2 separate regions of the Mus musculus genome follow, and region 1 is linked to region 2. A link is a loop called in an ENCODE intact Hi-C map of the cell type or tissue named here. Cell type or tissue: left cerebral cortex. All regions are shown on one strand. Each heading gives the region's core, and the rest is flanking DNA. Links, peaks and the distances in the headings are about the cores only. Region 1 overlaps Polr3a (polymerase (RNA) III (DNA directed) polypeptide A). Region 2 has its middle 12 kb from the start of E330034G19Rik.

Region 1 (2,500 bases), core at 1-2,500, 170 kb before region 2:
AAACACTGCCTGGCCCATGCTGTTTCCATCCTAAACCCGACAGAATCTACATATTTTCCTTTAAGAGGCAGTAACTAGAAGCCTGTCCCAGCACTGTTGATGGCCTTTTCTTTGTTGTGTCATATTTGCTTTTGTGCCTTTTCTTCTAGAGCACAGATGGAGCCAGGCTCTGCGGTAGGTGCACTCTGTGCACAGAGCATTGGTGAGCCCGGCACCCAGATGACGCTGAAGACATTCCACTTTGCAGGAGTAGCCTCCATGAACATCACCCTGGGTGTGCCTCGGATCAAAGAGATCATCAACGCTTCCAAGGCCATCAGGTAGCTGTGCCCTGGTCTGTTTCCTGGGACCAGTGGTCCTTGTGCTCATGAACACCTGTGATTTGTCAACTGGGAAGTGTCTGGTGTCCAGAGGGCAGGTCTGCTGTGTTGATCAGTGTTTGGATTTTTAGAAAGCCATTCAAGCCAAAACTTGTTTTGTTTTATGGCCACTACCTACATGAAATAGAAAATATTACACAAGCCAGCAGGATTGAGGACTAGGTCAGTAGACATTTCACTCCTTTGCGCCATTACTCCATGCCCGAAGATCTGATTGATTATCCTCTGGCTTGATTTGTAGCCATTCTCTATAAGCCCCTAGTGATTCAGTCACATTTTCAAGAGACCTTTAATTAGAACTAGAGATACATCATAATTTTAGGGGTAAAAATTATTCTGTCTATTCTAAGTCTTGCAGTAGAAATAACATCTTAGGAACAGCTAAAGATAGCAGATCCTGGTTGTAGACCAGCAACTGTGGATATCTACAGTGGTTGGAGGTCTGCTTGCCTTCTGCAGGCTGCTCAGATCTGTCCCAAGGGCCCGTGTTGATGGGATATTGTGCCCTGTGAGAACAGAAGATGACAGTGGAGGTCAGAGGAGCAGGGGTAATTATTGGAGAGGGGTAAAGAGAGGTGAAATGCTCTAGGAGTTGGTTCCCTGGAGAGCAGGAGGTCAAGAACTAAGTGGTAGGAAATTTCTTAAATTTTGCCACAGGTAGAATGGGGACCAGGGGTCTCTGAAACTAGCAAGTCTCAGTGAGAGGTCTGTGACGTCCCTTGTTGTGGGTCTCCCTGAAGTGAGTTCTAGTAAAGTCCTCATGGCTGTGAGCAGCACTCAGACTTAATACAGCAGCACACTACGCAGGCAGTCCTGGTCCCTTCCTTGTGAGCTGATCCTTGCTCCTCCTTGCAGCACTCCAATTATCACAGCACAGCTAGACAAGGATGACGACGCGGATTATGCACGCCTGGTGAAGGGCAGGATTGAGAAAACCCTCCTGGGGGAGGTAAGGAATCCCTTTTGATAACAGGAACATGTTTTCCGACATCCTCTCCTCTGCAGTGGTGAGGATGCAGCAGAGTGGCTGCTGTGGATGTAGCCTGCAGCCGAGGCCATGTGGAGAGTGCGCCTGTGGAAGGCTGAGATGGGGAAGGGGCCATGACAGTGCGGGTAATGAACTGCTCTTTTGCCATGGCAGATCTCAGAGTATATTGAAGAAGTGTTTCTTCCTGATGACTGCTTTATTCTTGTCAAGCTCTCCCTGGAACGGATCCGACTTCTGAGACTGGAGGTGAGTCAGAGTTAATGTCTGAGGATGTGATCCTGTGTGTCCTGAGACAGGTGCTGAGAAGCCAAGGGAGAAGTCGGAAGCCAGAGAAACATAAAGAATTTTGGCTGGTGGTTGTTGTTGGTCACACCATCAGCTGTCACATCCTTCTGAGTTGACCTTGAAATACAGACAAAGCACGCCCATCACAAGAAACTATTGATGTGGGCACAGTCTACCTTTACTGGTTTGTTATGGCGTTAGGATAGCTCATTTCTGTCCACCTTCATGTTCTGTGGAGGGAGCCTGGGCCAGTTCTGTCATAGTCACCTGTGCATCCTCAGCACAGCACTTGGCTGGTTTGTAACGTTCTCAGTTGGTGGGTTAACCTGGCCTCCCTTACGAGTATTTGTGGAGATTACAGTTAACTGATAACAACCTTTGTCGGGGTCAGCTGAGGTCAGCTGCTAGTTAAACCTTTCTTAGCCTTGAAAACATTTTGAAGGCCACTGTCAAGTCCCGTATCCTTGTGGCTGCCACCTGACTGCCAAGCCTGTCTTGTGTAACGTGTGACTCTGGGAACACTGGCTTTATAGGCCTTGATATAGCTTGATGGTAGAATAATTGCCTCTTATGTATAAACAAAGTCCTCGGTTTTATCTAGGGATTGGAAAAATATAAAAATGAAGAATGCATTTGCATCTGGGAGTATAGAACAAAACCAACAAACTTCTCAGCCTTCCTGGCCTCTGATTTCCAGACACTCCAGAACTTTCTCCATGGGTTGTGTTTGTTGCCTTGAGTTGAACATGAATGTTCAATGAGAAAAATGTTCATTTTTTTCAGTAAAAAGAATCTCCGGTTTATGAATAAAACACGGGTATTGAACATAAATACATAATATAGCAAC
Region 2 (16,263 bases), core at 5,221-7,720:
GGGTCTTTAAACAGATAACATGAGAATAGGATGAGTTGGGAAGAGGAACGGGGTGAGCAGGAGGGAGTCAGTAAGACACGGTAAATGGACGTGACTCCAAGAAAACCACATCAGCCACGTGCACAGAATGGCCACAGTGAAATCCCATGGGATGGATACACAAGTAACATAGGCTAAGTCAAGCATTTTTTTAAAAAGGCAATGGCTCTTAAGGAACAGCGGCAGAGGTTGACCTCTGAGTTCCACATATGGAAGCACACCAGCATGAGTATGCAACCCACATGTACGTACAGCACACTAACAGATATCAAACCTGTGTGGCAGGCACAGTGAAACAGCATATTCGTTAAAGTAAATCAGAGCAGAGGAAGACACACTTGAGGCAACCTCCCCTTTAGGGGCGCCATTGTCACACATGGTATAGTTTTTTTTGTTTTTTGATTTTTTTTTTTTTTTTTTGGTTTGTTTGTTTGGGGCAGGGGGTAGTTCCAGAGACTAGCAGATATTTACTCTGAATGTGGTCACAACCTCCAAGTTCTACCTCTAGCTCCTAAAAGTTCTTTATAGCAGCATTAGCTTATCAAGAAAAGGTCATGGAAAACCTCACGCATTATAGTATGGGGAGGAATCAAACATTCTCTGCACCTTCTGCTACACCTGAGGAGCATGGTATTTGTTAATCTCCCTCTCCCTCTCCCTCTCCCTCTCCCTCTCCTCCCCCTCCCTCTCCTCCTCTCCCCCCTGTGTGTCTGTGTGTGTGTGTGTGTGTGCGCGCGCGCGCGTGTGCTCGAGCGAGTGTGTGTTTTGATAGGGATCATACTCAGAGTCCAGGCATGCTAGGCAGGCACTCTACCACTGACCTATGTCCCCAGTGCTACTCTCTGAAAACTGCAAAAAAACTCAGCACAATAGTGGTTAGGGAAAAACCCCCAAGTCACCATGGGCATCCTGGTTTTGGTAATGGCCAATTTTGCTGTAGAATAGGACTCAGGACATGGGAAAAGCCCTGTTGAAGCATTTCTATTACAAAACTTGTCTGTGTTAAAAATTCTCACACTGGAAATTTGCCAGAACACCTGGCTCCATCCATACACGGAGGATTTTTGGTGGTAACAGTTCACTTGTGTCCAGGTCAGGCCTCATACCAGTGTGTTTTATCTGATATACAAGCTCTCTGGTTCTGTTTGCCAGACATCGGATTAAAAGATCCCTGACAACGTGGGACTTGCCTTATCTCATACCTTATAGGTCACCAGGTCAGAGTAGAATCACCTATCCCCTGAGGATGTGCAGGCTGACCACTGTGTGCTGGATCTCATTGATGATATTTGTTTGGGCAACCGCAAGGCCAGAGTGCCCAGAGTTTTCTCCATAAATGAGAGCTAGGAATGAACAGAACCATGCCATTCTGGGAGCTAGGCTCCACCCTCATATCCCCTTCCCCACCCCAGGCTGCAGAGGCACTCTGCAGTGGAGACTGCAGGCTATAGCCACAGAAGACACTTGCCACATCCTCAACACTGCAGAGAGGAGAGGATGTCTGATAACGTTTTCCTGTTACCAAAGGAATTCATTCCCTCCCCCAGGAGGGTTTTTCTCAATTCTGACTCTTCTAGTTGCCATCTTTTCACTGAAGTGGTTATTTGGAAACCCTCAAATAAATCACCCATTGTAGCGCATGCTAGAAGCATTTGGCTCTAGGTCTTGTGTTGGGGGCAAGGATAGTTTTGCTTGTTTTGTTTTCCTATTTATTTATCTATTGACTTTATATCTCAATTGCTTCTTCCTTCTTCCCTTCCACCATCACACAAGCCCTTCCCCTACCCCTCCCTTTCTTCTCTGAGACAGTGGAACCCCACCATGCATATTCCCCTTTTGTGGATTGGTTCTAATGCTGTTTGTGTTCATTTGGCTCCTAAAATTATGTGGGAACCAACATCTGCCTGTAAGACTCTGGGGGTTCCTGCCCCCAGTTGGCTTTGAGTGGCTGGAGCAGGCAGGAGTGAGAAACATTTCTCGAGTTGTACGTCTGAGAACAGTGGCCCTGCACAGGCTCTGGCACAAACAGAAACCTGAAGTTCCTTAGGACTAGCTATGGAACGCCACACGCTGACTCTTTATGGAAGTCTGAGATCGAGCACTCTGTGAAGAATCTGATCATCCCTGCAGCAGAGGCTTCTGTCTAGGTTCCTCCTGGAAACTCCCTAACCGATTGGATCCAGAGAACCCTTTTCACAGAAACGGAAAAACAATTTTAAGGGAGTGGAATGTGATCTCTTTAGGGGATGTTCCTAAATAAAAATGTAATTTCAGCCAAGTGTGATGGTGCACATCTGAAGATCCTATCACTTGGGAGGCAGACACAGGCAGATCTCTGTGAGTTCAAGGACAGCTTGCTCAGAACAAAGTAGAGAGCACAAAAGGGAGAAAAAAATGGCTCAGACACATGGAAAGACAAACATATGGCTTCCTGAATATGTCTACCACCACCTGTGTTCATTACAGAACGCTCAAGATGCAGCAACCCCTTCTCCCACCCGAGAGCCTCAGAAACAAGGCAGAGGAATGTGGCTGGTAAGCTGGCTCATGCCATTCCCAGCCATCCCTACTACTGTTATCAAAAGGGATTCCTTACCTCCCCCAGGAGGGTTTTCTCAATCCTGCCCTTCACCAGGCATGCATAATCCGCGTCATCATCCTTGTCTAGCTGTGCTGTGATAATTGGAGTGCTGCAAGGAGGAGCAAGGGTCAGCTCACCAGGACTGCCTGTGTAGTGTGCTGCTGTATTAAGTCTGAGTGCTACTCACAGCCATGAGGACTTTACTAGAACTCACTTCAGGGAGACCCACAACAAAGGACATCACAGACCTCTCACTGAGACTGCCTAACTTCAGAAGACCCTGGGTGCCCACTTTAGGAAGAAGCCTTTACCTTTTGCTCCAGAGGGAACCAAGTCTTCATGCATTTCACCTCCCTATGCCCCTCTCCAGCAATACCTTGGCTCCTCTGACAACTATCATCATCTGTTCTCGTGGTAGATAGCATCCCATCAACACAGGCCCTTGAAACAGATCTGAGCAGCCTGCAAGAGGCAAGTAGACCTCCAACCCCCTTCATATCCACCACTGCTGGTCTACAGCCAGGAGCAGCTATTTTTCATTTGATGGTTTTTCTTCTCCAAGACTTAGAGAATAGACAAAATAATTCTTACCCCTAAAAATCTCTAGTTCATCTGGTCTCAGGTCTTTTGAAAACTCACCTGAATCACTAAGGACTCACAGAGAATGACTAAAAAACAAAGCAGGAGAAAAATCAATCAGGGTCATTCTAGCATGGAATAATGGCACCAAAGAAATGAAATGTCTGCTAACCTAGTCCACAATACTGCTAACTAGTTTAATATTTTCTCTTTCTTATAGTCATTTTAAAGAGAAACAAGATGAAAGATTTGTTTTGACCCCAGTTTTGACTTGAGAAACTTTCTTTTGAAAAAAAAAAAATCCAAACACTGATCAACACAGCAGACCTGCCCTCTGGACACCAGACACTTCCCAGTTGACAAATCACAGGCGTTCATGAGCACAAGGACCACTGTTTCCAGGAAACAGGCCAGGGCACAGCTACCTGATGGCCTTGGAAGCGTTGATGATTTCTTTGATCCGAGGCACACCCAGGGTGATGTTCATGGAGGCTACTTCTGCAAAGTGGAATGTCTTCAGCGTCATCTGGGTGCCGGGCTCACCAATGCTCTGTGCACAAAGTGCACCTACCGCAGAGCCTGGCTCCAGCTGTGCTCTAGAAGAAAAGGCACAAAAGCAAATATGACACAACAAAGAAAAGGCCATCAACAGTGCTGGGACAGGCTTCTAGTTACTGCCTCCTAAAGGAAAACATGTAGATTCTGTCGGGTTTAGGATGGAAACAACATGGGCCAGGCAGTGTTTGTGCCAGAGGAAGGGGCTGGCACAGGCTAGGAACAAGTGTCATCAGGGGAGTAAGAGGGGCAGAGGGGCAGACAATATGACTAAATTCTGTGTGATAAGCTTGTGATATATACAGGGCTGGTGTCCACTGTGTGGAGTAGTTGGAAGTGGTCTGTTCTTACTGTGTAATGAAGTGGGTCAGAAGGATGAAATCTGCCATACTAAATGTAGAGTTTTCTTATGGGTACAAGACATTCAGGAAATTCTTTTGCAAGTCCTTTCACATTTAAGAGCATCCAGCCTAGGGTCCCACTTGAGAACATAGGTACAAGGCACAAAACTGCCCATAGCCTGGCACTGGTGCTGGAGCAGTGTGCTTAGTTTTTATTTTTAGCCTGACTTGACTTAAAGTCATCTGGGAAGAATACATCTCAGTGAGGAGTTACCTAGATCAGGTTGACACTAGCATGTCTCTTGCTTGCTTCCTGTATAAGCAGACTCCAGGCTTGGAGCCTATATATACTTGCTCTAAAGACTTGAACCTTAGCCTGGAGGTGGTGGCACACATCTTTTTTTTTATTAAAGATTTATTTATTATTATATCTAAGTACACTGTAGCTGTCTTCAGATGCACCGGAAAAGGGCGTCAGATCTCATTACGGATGTGGTTGCTGGGATTTGAACTCAGGACCTTTGGAAGAGCAATCGGTGCTCTTAACCACTGAGCCATCTCTCCAGCCCGGCACACATCTTTTAATCTGTCTCAAAATACCAAAAATAAGCACAAAGACAGAGAGAGGGAGGGAGGGAGGGAGGGAGGGAGGGAGAGAGAGAAAGAGAGAGAGAGAAAGAGAGAGAGAGAGAGAGAGAGAGAGAGACTCACCCCTTCTAGAAGTTAATGGTGGAAGCCTCCTCAGTCTGGTACCCAAGACCCTGCATTTCCAGCCCCATTGTCATCCTTTCTTCTTCGCACTAGGGTGAAGAAGGCAGGTGACAATCTCACCGGTGATCTACTGATTGTATATATGTTTCTTTCTGTCTAAGCAGTTTCTCAAAGAAATTCAATCTCCTGCCTTTTGACTCCTCTTGCAGAGGACTAGCTGAGCTGACTTGGCCTTCAGTAACCTGCTGAGCTGTGACAGGCATTGTCCTTCCAGAGACAGTGCCCCCATGAAGTAATCCCTTCTCTGGATGTTCTATTAAATCCTGCAGAGCTCTTTGCATCTTGTATGATATCACTATGGTTGTAGCAACACCAGCTATCCTTAGGGCATCCGTTCAGTGCCTACAGGGTTCATCCATAGATATGTTGGCAAAACCGAGGAGTCTACTTAAGGGAGAATGGGTAGCAGAGAGAGATCAGAGAGAGGCAGAAGAAAGCTGGACTTTCTCAGTACAAAACAGAAAGAAAAAAAAAGACATGGTGCTGAGGAAGGCACAGTGAGTCCGGGACAGAAGCTGTGGCTCTTCCTGGATGAGCTGGGCTTGGGCTGAGTCTTCCAGTAATGGGGCACAGGAAGTAGAGCCTCTGGAAAGCAAATGAAGTTCCCTGCTTATCATAACTACTCAAAGTGAAGTATTCCAGAACATTAGTCTGTCTATCCCCAAAGCCGGGAGCTCACATGGCTGAAACTGTTGTGCTGGGAGATTCTTGCTTTAACTCTACATGGAACTTGGGCTTGTAACTTGGCTACAAACAGAGACCATCAGGAGGCTGGAAGGGGAACTAATGTGTCCCCATCTCAGGACAGGGCATTAGTGCACTTCACTGCCCATGGTTTCCTTTAGGTACTTTGGCTGTCTGACACTAGTAACAGGGAGAGAAAAGTTCTCCTGGTCAAGACCTTATGGTCTCGGGCTCTACAGAAGAATTCCTCTGATCACCTCTCACTGGCAGTGGCCCCCTTAGCTTTCTGAATCCGCAGTTGGGGTGCCAGGGACTTCTTTAGTGCAAACAACTGTCAGAAGCATTGGACCAAGAATGGATTTTTATTGCCAGCTCGGGGTGTTCTGGATTTTCAGTGGTCACTCTGGTGAGCACGTTCAACCCCTGCATGACTTTTTAATCCAGTCATGGGCCTAGAGAACAAGGCAGGAGATCTGGGCATCTCCTCAGTACCTGAATGCTTATGGACTGTGCCATTTTTCTCCTGGCTTCTAAAACCACAGACTTGAGGCCTCTGAAGCCAAACGGCCCCTTGTGCAGTTGTTAATAAGCACAGAGAGGCCGTCTGTGTGGTCATCATGAGCATATGTAGGGAGGCAGAGGAAACACCTGGATGCTTTGATATCCTCCCCCCACTACAGAATATTGGGAGAGCTGAGAGCCACACAGGAGGCATCACAAGCCTGAGCCGAAATCTTTGGGGTGTCACTGGGTTGCAGGCATGCTCTCTTTCTGTTTGGGCTTCAGGGTGATCTGTCCATCCTCTATGCCTTGTCACTATGCAAGTTCACTTGTGGTCATTCACCGACAGGGGCTGCTGGTGAGCCACCATCCTCCCCAACCCTCCTCACCGAAAACCAGGTAAATAAGGAAATGGGGAGGCTGGTCCTTCAGCTGCAGCTAATGACCAGCAAGAGAAATGAGCTACAAGATCACCTGGTCCTCATCACTGAAGACAATAAGTATTTGTTGTTTCAAATGGGTTCTAGGTGGCTACACCTCCAGGGTGTCCCTGTGCCCTACCTCATGGCCCTAAATGCTTCTTGAAGGAGAGGCAGAACCTTTAGCTTGGGCAGTAGTGACATGGGGGCAGGTGCTCTTCCAATCCTCCACCAACTGGACCCTGTGATCTGAGTGACAGTACTTGGGGATTGAAGCAGGGGAGAGTTCCCAGCGTGCATTTGTAAAGGCCTTGACAGGTGGTGGATTGTGTGAGATTCTAGCTGTTGTGAGTTTGTGGTGAGTCTTCTAGTTGCCTGGCAGGAGACTGAGAGTTGAAAGGACTCCTGGTAGGACCTGGAAGGGCCTGGCCCTAGGTTTTCTCTATGAGTGCCTGACTACAAGGCCTGGGGTCATCACTCTTCCTACTGATCCTTGTGCCTTCTACTCTGACATGATACTGCTCCATCATTTCTTCGGCATCCCTTGGTGTGTTCTCTCTCTCTCTCTCTCTCTCTCTCTTTCTCTCTCTCCCTTCCCACCTCTCTCCCATGTGAGCAGGTAGTCTGTGGTGGGGCCTGAGGATTTACCCCAGTTTCAAGATGACACCAGTGCTGAGGTCTCGGAGCCCCACGTTAAGCAGCACTGCTTTGGTCTATAAGCTCAATGTCGGCACATTGGAATCCCTTGGGAAGTTTATAAAGATTCCCAATGTTGGGTGTCATCCCAACATTATGTGCAACATCTAACTGTGCAGTAATAGTTCACCTAGATCCAATAGGATCTAGAATCCCTGTTGTGAAAACAGGAGAAATGTCATCACACGTTTTGGTGAGCCAAGAACTGTGGCAATAGGCTCCTGAGAACATAAAGGGCTAGACTGCCCCCTCTGGGCCTGCTGAGTGAGCTCATGCAGTCAGAGCATGCTCCATGTGGACACACGGCCTCTGCTGGCCTGGAGCCAGGTTTTCATAAGCACCAGGATGTCAGGGTGTGGCATCTTCCTGCCTTGGGTAGTCCAGGACACAGCTTTGATCCTTGAGGCCTATGTTCACCGGATCCTTTCCTCCTTGGTTCGGTACCTACCATAAGCCAAATCCTTTCTAAGAGAAACTGAAGTTGGGGCATAAGAAGGTCATATCTGACCTGCGGAACTTGGAGAATGAGAACACTCAGGCCTTGGAGACCTTCAAGGAGCTTGAGAAGGGGACGGGTTTCTCTCAGTAAGGGCCCGTGAGAGGCCCCAGCCATGGTGGAATGGCCATTTCTGACTTTGTTTCTGGACCAAAGAGTTTTAAGTCCCCAGGTCTGGTTCTAGGCTTTCTGCCCCTTAGCCATCAGCCTGCCTTATGGTTCTAGGATGTGTGCCTCTTAGACTCAGTTTAGCTAAGTATGAAAGAGACTGTTAACCCCTCACAATATTATCCTACCAGCCTCATGAACATGTAGATAGAAACATGATTTACTCCATGAGAGTGGTTTCAGGCAGCCCAGAGCCTGTGGGACTCAGGCAGGGTTTTACAGAGCTGATCGTTATGGAACAAGTGGATAGAATGCCCTCCCCTTGGTTCTCCTGTCCCACCTTGAGGACATATGCTTCGTACATGCTGCCATTTCCTATTACCATGGACAGTTAAGGACGGGGGTGGGAGGACTCCTCTTGTTCTTGGAGGTACATAGATTTCTCTTGGGTTTGGTGTTTTCAGTACTGGTTGGATCCTTTCTGGAATTAGCGGTTCTCTTATTTCCATCTTCTGAGTGCAGCTGTCATGGTTGTATTGCGCTCTTTTCCTTGGTCTTCCTGGGAACCTGGAGCCTGCTGGGGTTGATGGGGCCTGGAGGTACAATGACAGGAAGAGACTGATAGGGCCTTTCTGTACAGAGGGTGTTTCCAGCAACCTCCATAGCTGGTTCCTGATGGAGCAGACTCAGATGAAGGAAAAGGGGGATGTGCTGAGGCAGGAGAACAAGAAAGTGCAGGGCAACTGGGCTCTGCTGCAAAGCACTTTAGGGACTTGAAGATGATCTGTAAGGACCAACAGGAGGAGACCAGTGACCACCAGACCCAGTAACACTGGGAAGAGTAGGCAGCTGGGTCAGACTAGTGTCTGGCACCATTTGTCCTTGGTTCTGTCTCTGTGCTCATCCACACACCTGTGCTTTCACCCATCACCTGTCGAATCCCAACTCACAACCAGCTCCCCACCTCACATATGTTTAGTTATCTGTCTATGTACAATTGTTCTGGGAAGTTATCCTCTTACAAGAAACTGCAATCCAGTGAGGGAGACAGATGAATAATGTGTCACACACCTACACGTGCTCATGATATGTGGAGTGCTACGCACAGAGCTTTGAGGGAGTGAGTTCTGGATCCCGTGAGACATTTGCACTGGGCTCTTCTGCAACCTGCTTCCTGCCTGTGATATCACATGACCACTGCCATGCAAATTCCCCCTTCTAAGAAGGACCAAAGTATTCACACTTGGGTCTTCCTTCTTCTTGAGCTTCATGTGGTCTATGAATTATGTCTTGGATATTCTGAGCTTCTGGGCTAATATCTACTTATCAGTGAGTGCATATCATGTGTGTTCTTTTGTGATTGGGTTACATCACTCAAGATGATATCCTCCAAATCCATCTATTTGTCTAAGAATTTCATGAATTCACTGTTTTTAATTGCTGCATAGTACTTCATTGTGTAAACGTACCACATTTCTGTATCTATTCCTCTGTTGAGGGACATTTGGATCCTTTCCAGCTTCTGGCTATTATAAATAAGGCTGCTATGAACATAGTGGAGCATGTGTCCTTATTAGAAGTTGGAGCATCTTCTGGGTATATGCCCAGGATTTTTCTTTTCTTTTTTTAATTAATTTATTTTTTGATTGGATATTTTCTTTATTTACATTTCAAATATTTTCTCTTTTCCAGTTCTCTCCTTCAGAAACCCCCTTTCCCATCCCCCCTCCCACTGCCTTTATGAGAGTGCTCCCCCACCTACCCACCCACCCACTCCTGGCCTCCCGCACTGGCATTCCCCTCAAACATTCTCAGTCCAAGGGCCTCTCCTCCCACTGATGTCCAACAAAGCCATCCTCTGCCACATATGTGGCCAGCATCATGGGTTACTCCATGTGTATTCTTTGGTTGATGGTCCAGTTCCTGGGAGCTCCAAGGGATCTGTCCTGTTAACATTGTTGCTCCCTCCATGGGGCTGCACACCCCCTCAGCTCATTCAGTCCCTTCTCTAACTCCTCTATCAGGGACCCCTGAGCTCAGTCCAATGGTTGGCTGAGAGCTTCTGCCTGTGTCTTTGTCAGGCTCTGGCAGAGCCTCTCAGTAAACAGCCATATCAGGCTTCCATCAGCAAGCACTTCCCAGCATCCACAATAAAGTCTGAGTTTGGTAGCTGTATATGGGATGGATTCCTAGGTGGGGCAGTCTCTGGATGGCCTTTCCTTCAGTCTCTGCTCCATACTTTGTCTCTGTATCTCCTCCCAAGGGTCTTTTGTTCCCCCTTCTAAGCAGGACCGGTCTTCCTTCTTGTTGAGCTTCATGTGGTCTGTAAATTGAATCTTGGGTATTCTGAACTTTTGGGCTAATATCCACTTATCAGTGAGCACATACCATGTGTGTCCTTTTGTGGTTGGGTTACCTCATTCAGGATGATATATTCAAGCTCCATCCGTTTGCCTGTGAATTTCATGAAGTCATTTTTAATAGCTGAGCAGTATTCCATTGTGTAAATGTACCACATTTTCTGTATCCATTCCTCTGTTGAGGGATATCTGGGTTTTCTCCAGCTTCTGGCTATTATAAATAAGGCTGCTATGAATATAGTGGAGCATGTGCTCTTGCTACATGTTGGAGCATCTTCTGGGTATATGCCCAGGAGTGATATGGCTGAGTTCTCAGGTAGAATTGTGTCCAATTTTCTGAGGAACCACCAGACTGATTTCCAGAGTGGTTGTACCAGCTTGCAATCCCACCAGCAATGGAGGAGTGTTCTTCTTTCTCCACATCCTCGTCGGCATCTGCTGTCACCTGAGTTTTTTATCTTGGCTATTCTGAGTGGTGTGAGGTAGAATCTCAGGGTTGTTTTGATTTGCTTTTCCCTGATAACTAAGGATGTTGAACATTTCTTTAGGTGCTTCTCATTCCTTCAAGTTTCCTTAGTTGAGAATTCTCTGTTTAGCTCTATTCCCCACTTTTTATTAAATAGGGTTATTTGTTTCTCTGGAGTCTAACTTCTTGAGTTCTTTGTATATATTGGATATTAGCCCTCTATCTAGGATTGGTAAAGGTCTTTTCCCAGTCTGTTGGTTGCCATTTTCTCCTATTGACAGTGTCCTTGGCCTTACAGAAGCTTTGCAATTTTATGAGGTCCCATTTGTCGATTCTTGATCTTAGAGCATAAGCCATTGTTGTTCTGTTCAGGAACTTTCCCCCTGTGCCCATGTGTTCAAGGCTTTCCCCCACTTTCTCTTCTATTAGAGTCAGTGACTCTGGTTTTATGTGGAGGTCCTTGATCTACTTGGACTTGAGCTTTGTACAGGAAGATAAGAATGGGCCAATTTTAGAGAAAATACCCAAGGAGCTAAAGGGATCTGCAACCCTATAGGTGGAACAACATTATGAACTAACCAGTACCCCGGAGCTCTTGACTCTAGCTGCATATGTATCAAAAGATGGCCTAGTCGGCCATCACTGGAAAGAGAGGCCCATTGGACACGCAAACTGTATATGCCCCAGTACAGGGAAACGCCAGGGCCAAAAAAAATGGGAATGAGTGGGTAGGGAAGTGGGGGGGGAGGGTATGGGGGACTTTTGGGATAGCATTGGAAATGTAATTGAGGAAAATATATAATAAAAAAGAATTTAAAAGAAAAAAAAAGAATGGGCCAATTTGCATTCTTCAACATGTTGACCAACTGCCAGTTGAACCAGCACCATTTGTTGAAAATGCTGTTCAGGTTTCTATTTAGTGCCTGAACCTGTGCAGGGCCATTGTTCTCAAGCACTCAGTTCAAGAAATGCTGCTCCAGCCTTGCAGGCTCTGTCTTGCATGTTGATTGGGTGCAAGGTATTCTCTGAGCAGGAGGACTGAGTTAGCCTCATGTTAAGGTGCCCAGGTTGCAAGGCTGTGTCATGTGTGTGTACAAAATAAAGTGGTCTTTCAGCAAATCATCATAAAGAATATGTAGATTGCTCATGTACTATTGACTATGATATGTCACCTTTATAAAATGATAGCCCAGGATTGTAAGGAAAAGTTTCATTCTTTCCCATAGAACAGAGAATATACAGTGCTCATATCAAATTCTGACATGGGGTTAAGGCTGAGAAAAGTTCTAGGCCCCACCACTCTGTGACTCTTTTTCTTAGGGATACAATCAGTGACTGCAATCAAAAGATCCGTGTTGAGTGACCAGTAGAGTTGAGTGGTGGGAGGTAGCAGCCTGAGAGCTAACATGGCAGGTCCCTAACTGCCTTCCTCTCCCAGGTCTGAGAAACTGCAGTATGAGATGGAACTGGCCACAGCCCAGGAAGAGAGTGTCCTGCAGAAAGACCTGCTGCATCAGGAGCCCCCTGCTGACCCTGGTAACCACAGAATCCCTTGGATGGATTTTCTTCCTCAAATTTGGTTTCCTCATTGTGAATAAGCCCTAACTTTATCTAGCCAGTGAGCCAACTATGCTGTTTCTGGTCCTGACTTTCTTTCCTTTTCTGGCAACACCTCTGGAGAGAACTGAGGAGACCAACAGAAGTCAGAGACCACTTCAAAGAATGACATTCTCTACTCTGGGGTCAAGGCCTTCTCTGGAAAAGACACTCCCTTTGAACTGTGAACTCAACAATGAAATAAATACCAACTGACCTGCAGGTGATGCAGCCCCAATCTGACCTATGAGTCTGTTGGCTTCTTCTTCCAGAAGAAAAGAAAGCATCAAAAAATAAGCTTGAGGTACAAAACAAATGGAGACAAGAATTACTCAGAACACCAGCAAGTGGTCCCAGTGGGGGATACAACAACATGGAGGGAGGATATGTTGGTGAGCAAGAGTTACTCTGTCAGTTTACTGTCTAGGGCTTTGGCCACTGACTGAGTCCTCACCCCCCCCCAATATGTAATGGGAAACCGGACATGAAACACTTTATTGATATCATGCTGTTATCCAGACAGACCACACCCAAAAGCATAGGGTCCTCTCTCCAGTGCGGTGCTGCCGCAGACTCCACAACAAGCAGAAGCATTGCTGAAGATAATATGCTACAGACATAACAGCGGTCTTCTTTCCTCTGTTAATCATTTGTTCTTACACAAGGAGGTCCATTGGGGAATCTCAGTTTCACACCTGGAGTAAAGTGACTGACTGGTCCTGAGAAAGAATTTGCACAGAATATGTCAGGGTCACCTATTGCTCTGTTTGGATAGCAGTTGCTCCCTATGGATTTCTTGGGTCTTGAATAAGGATACAGAGGCATATGCTAGTTGAAAGAACCAAAGCATGGCCTACATTTTATAGAAACTACCTGCTATACTACATAGTCATCTTCTCGGGCCAGATAGACAAGGCTATGTGTATGTATATATATATATATATGTATATATATATATATAACCAGCAGAGGGCAGTATTGTTCAGGAAACATTACTTAGTGTCTCAGTGAGAAGCCCCTGATGGAGAGGGACTACCAGTCTTTTGGCTGTGACACTTCAGATAAGGTCCTGAAGAGTTTATCTGCTCAAGAGTTGTTTTGGGTGTTGTTCAATTACAGCTAAAAGGCATGTGTGAAGAAGGTGCCATTCCAAAATTATCCAGACGTAGACTAGTACCCTATATCCAGCTCACAGAGGTTTATTCACTGCCCCATAGATTATGAGGAGGTCCAGATGAGAATAAATGAAAGGGGCATGGGAAATCTGTTGTGGATCATGTGACCATACAACTAGACAGTAACCGCAAATTTCACCTGCAGGCAGCATGGTCGGAGTTTGCTGCCAATGCTGTGCCTACAGGTGATGAGGTTGAGGCAGGACCCTCAGATGACCTGACTCTATCAGCTCAATTGTCACTTGCTGAATTGGCGGGCAAAAACAGACCATAAGGACCCTTCAAGTTATTAACCATGTAGCTTTGCTTCAAGCAGAGAGAATTGCAATATATACAAGTCTTATTCTCAACCATAAAGGTGCTGAAAATGGAATAATTAGGGGGTGGTAAGTCATGCTAAAGAATCAGATCTGAAGAAGAGGTGACCTGATGTTTCCTCTGCAGGCGTGTGTTCCTAAAACACGGAGAATGAGTTAGTGTGAAGAAATGTGGATGCCCACACACATCTGATCAATGCGTGGTTGCTAACTATGTGGGTGACTGAGCAGGATTTATCCAGGATCTGAGGTGTATCTTTCATGATTAAGTTAAGCCCATTTCAACAAAGAGGACTCAGGATTCATACTCCTCTCTGGATAAAACCCTCGGTTTACAGAGGGATGGTGAAGTTTTAGAGTCCCAGAGATGATCTTGGAAACAGTAACAGTGAATCCCACTGCAGAGAGCATTGCAGAGACTTCTGCTGCCTCAACATGGACCTCATCTGGCTGCAGGCTTTCCAGTCTCGTGGTTGTAGATTAGGACCTGGTGGTTATTTGTACATCACTGTGTAGAGACGGTGAGAGTTTCTATAAGTCTTCAAGCCGAGAACCTAAGAACCTTCACTATCAACAGCTTAAGTCAAAAGCAGAGAGTTATGAACTCACCAAATGTTAAGTGCTTCAGGCTCAGAAGCCAGTGAGAGCTGAGGAAGTCACATTGTGTACAGACCTTCATGACTGTGTGCAGGATGTGATAGAAAAAAATGAACATGGCTGTGTGGTTCAGGGACAAAGCACCAGGGTGACTTGGGGCTAGAAATTGTATCTAACAAAAGTATGGTGCAATCAAGAAGATGAACTTTCTTATGTTTATTCTAAAATTTGAGCACAGAAAATGCCCTGGTCTAGGTATCACTGAGAAGGGCATTTCCCCACAGAGACTGGGGTTCCACTCCTGCCGAGGATGCACCGAGGAGGGCTTCAGAGCATTGTTTCGGCACATCCAGTGCTGCTGGCATCCAGGAGGAGGCTGAGAGTATAAATTAGCGCGGTCCTGATAGGACATCAAGGGCACTTTTGTGGAGATGAGTTCAAAGGCTGTCACATGTTACATCATCTTTAGTCTTGCTGAGAGCATGACATATAAAGGCCAAAAGAGGCATGGCCATATGTAGTGCCTGTGGACCATGCCACATGAGGAACCGGCATGGAACTGTCAAGGCAGACCATGTTCAAATCCTAGACATCTCAAAACTTGAGACCGGCAAGAGTACTGGAAACCAGGTGACCCCCAACAAAGGTGATCAGTCACATACCCAACACCTGGGCCACCTCTCTATGCTAATGAGGCACCTCATACCTTAGCTTTCAGCCAATGAACTTTTCCCACCCTGGATAATCTCACCCCAAGCTTAGTTCCTCACCCTTAGTTTACCTTGAAAATGTGTATATGACCACCCTGTTATTCCTTCAAAGGCCAGAAGGGGGAATCAGATCCCCTGCTATAGATGATTTTAGGTACCAAGTAGGTCCTCTGAAAGAGAAACAAAAGCTCTTAGGCTATAAGCCATCTCTCCAGCTCTTGCACTCCGCCTTTGTCCTCCAGCACATTGTTGTATTAGGTGGACTGGATCACCTCCATCATAATGGGGTCTGGAGACGTGTTGGGACAGGTGTGTGAGGTAGGCATTCTGACTTGTCTTGGACTGCCAGGCATCTATGCAGGGCTCTGGTGTCCTCTCTGCTCTCCAGGTCTTAGGATCATACCCCAGCAGTACTTAATGTCAGGGTTGGAGAAGATCTGTCACCTCTCATCTAGGATGGCAATGTAGATTAGGCACATCTGGTAAATTACAGAATTGAGATTATCCTCCTGGAGGCTGAAGTAGGATAATGAATCCTTGAAAACAAAAGTTTCTTGGGACTGGCAAGATGGCTTAGTGGGTACGAGTACTGACTACTCTTCTGAAGGTCCTGAGTTTAAATCCCAGCAACCACATGGTGGCTCACAACCACCAGTAATGAGATCTGATGCCCTCTTCTGGTGCATCTGAAGTCAGCTACAGTGTACTTATGTATAATAATAAATAAATCTTTGGGCCAGAGCAAGCAGGGACTGAGCAAGCGGGGCCAACTAGGAGCAAGCGGGGATGACTGGAGCGAGCAGGGTTGACCAGAGGAAGCAAAGGTCCTAAAAATTCAATTCCCAACAACCACATGAAGGCTCACAACCATCTTCTGTACAGCTACAGTGAAGTCACATATAAAAATAAATAAATAAATAAGAAGAAGAAGAAAGAAAAGTTTCTTAATCTCAGCAGCGCTGGGGGGAAGCTGCAGGGCAGCCACAGTGCAAGGAGCTACAGCACAGGCCACATGTCTCTGGTGGAGAGCATGCCTGTGCAAGCCTGGGACATGAGAGGGACAGTTGAAGTTACCCTTTTATCCTGGCAGATCTCAGAGGATATTAAGGAAGTGTTTCTTCCAGGTGATCGTTTATGGTTTGTGGAATTGTATGACTTTCTGAGACTAGAGGTGAGCCAGAGAGTAAATGTGTGGAGGAGGCAATCCTGTGGGTTTCCAGACGGTTGCTGACAAACCAGGGCTTTTAAAAGCTCAACATCCAGAGAAGCAGA

The links. Hi-C counts contacts between places; a loop is a spot of excess contacts. Peaks named below come from ENCODE experiments on the same cell type or tissue, not always from the same donor. Only the 100,000 strongest peaks of a DNase experiment are listed, where the experiment ranks them.
Region 1: a loop joins it to region 2, with 2.7 times the contacts of the local background. A loop is called at or near these places in 4 of 42 quality-filtered maps.

What each region holds. Positions count from the first base shown.
Region 1 is chr14:24,453,684-24,456,183 of GRCm38, reverse strand. It overlaps Polr3a (polymerase (RNA) III (DNA directed) polypeptide A), which reads left to right. Exons shown (of 31, transcript NM_001081247.2): 24 at 150-320; 25 at 1,236-1,329; 26 at 1,522-1,614. Among named protein-coding and RNA genes, the nearest start is that of Gm47814, 8.6 kb to the right of the region's middle. In left cerebral cortex, for the core only: no CTCF peak of the experiment used is centred there; no DNase peak of the experiment used is centred there.
Region 2 is chr14:24,272,643-24,288,905 of GRCm38, reverse strand. It overlaps the pseudogene Gm19034. Among named protein-coding and RNA genes, the nearest start is that of E330034G19Rik, 12 kb to the left of the region's middle. In left cerebral cortex, for the core only: a CTCF peak has its summit at 6,389; no DNase peak of the experiment used is centred there.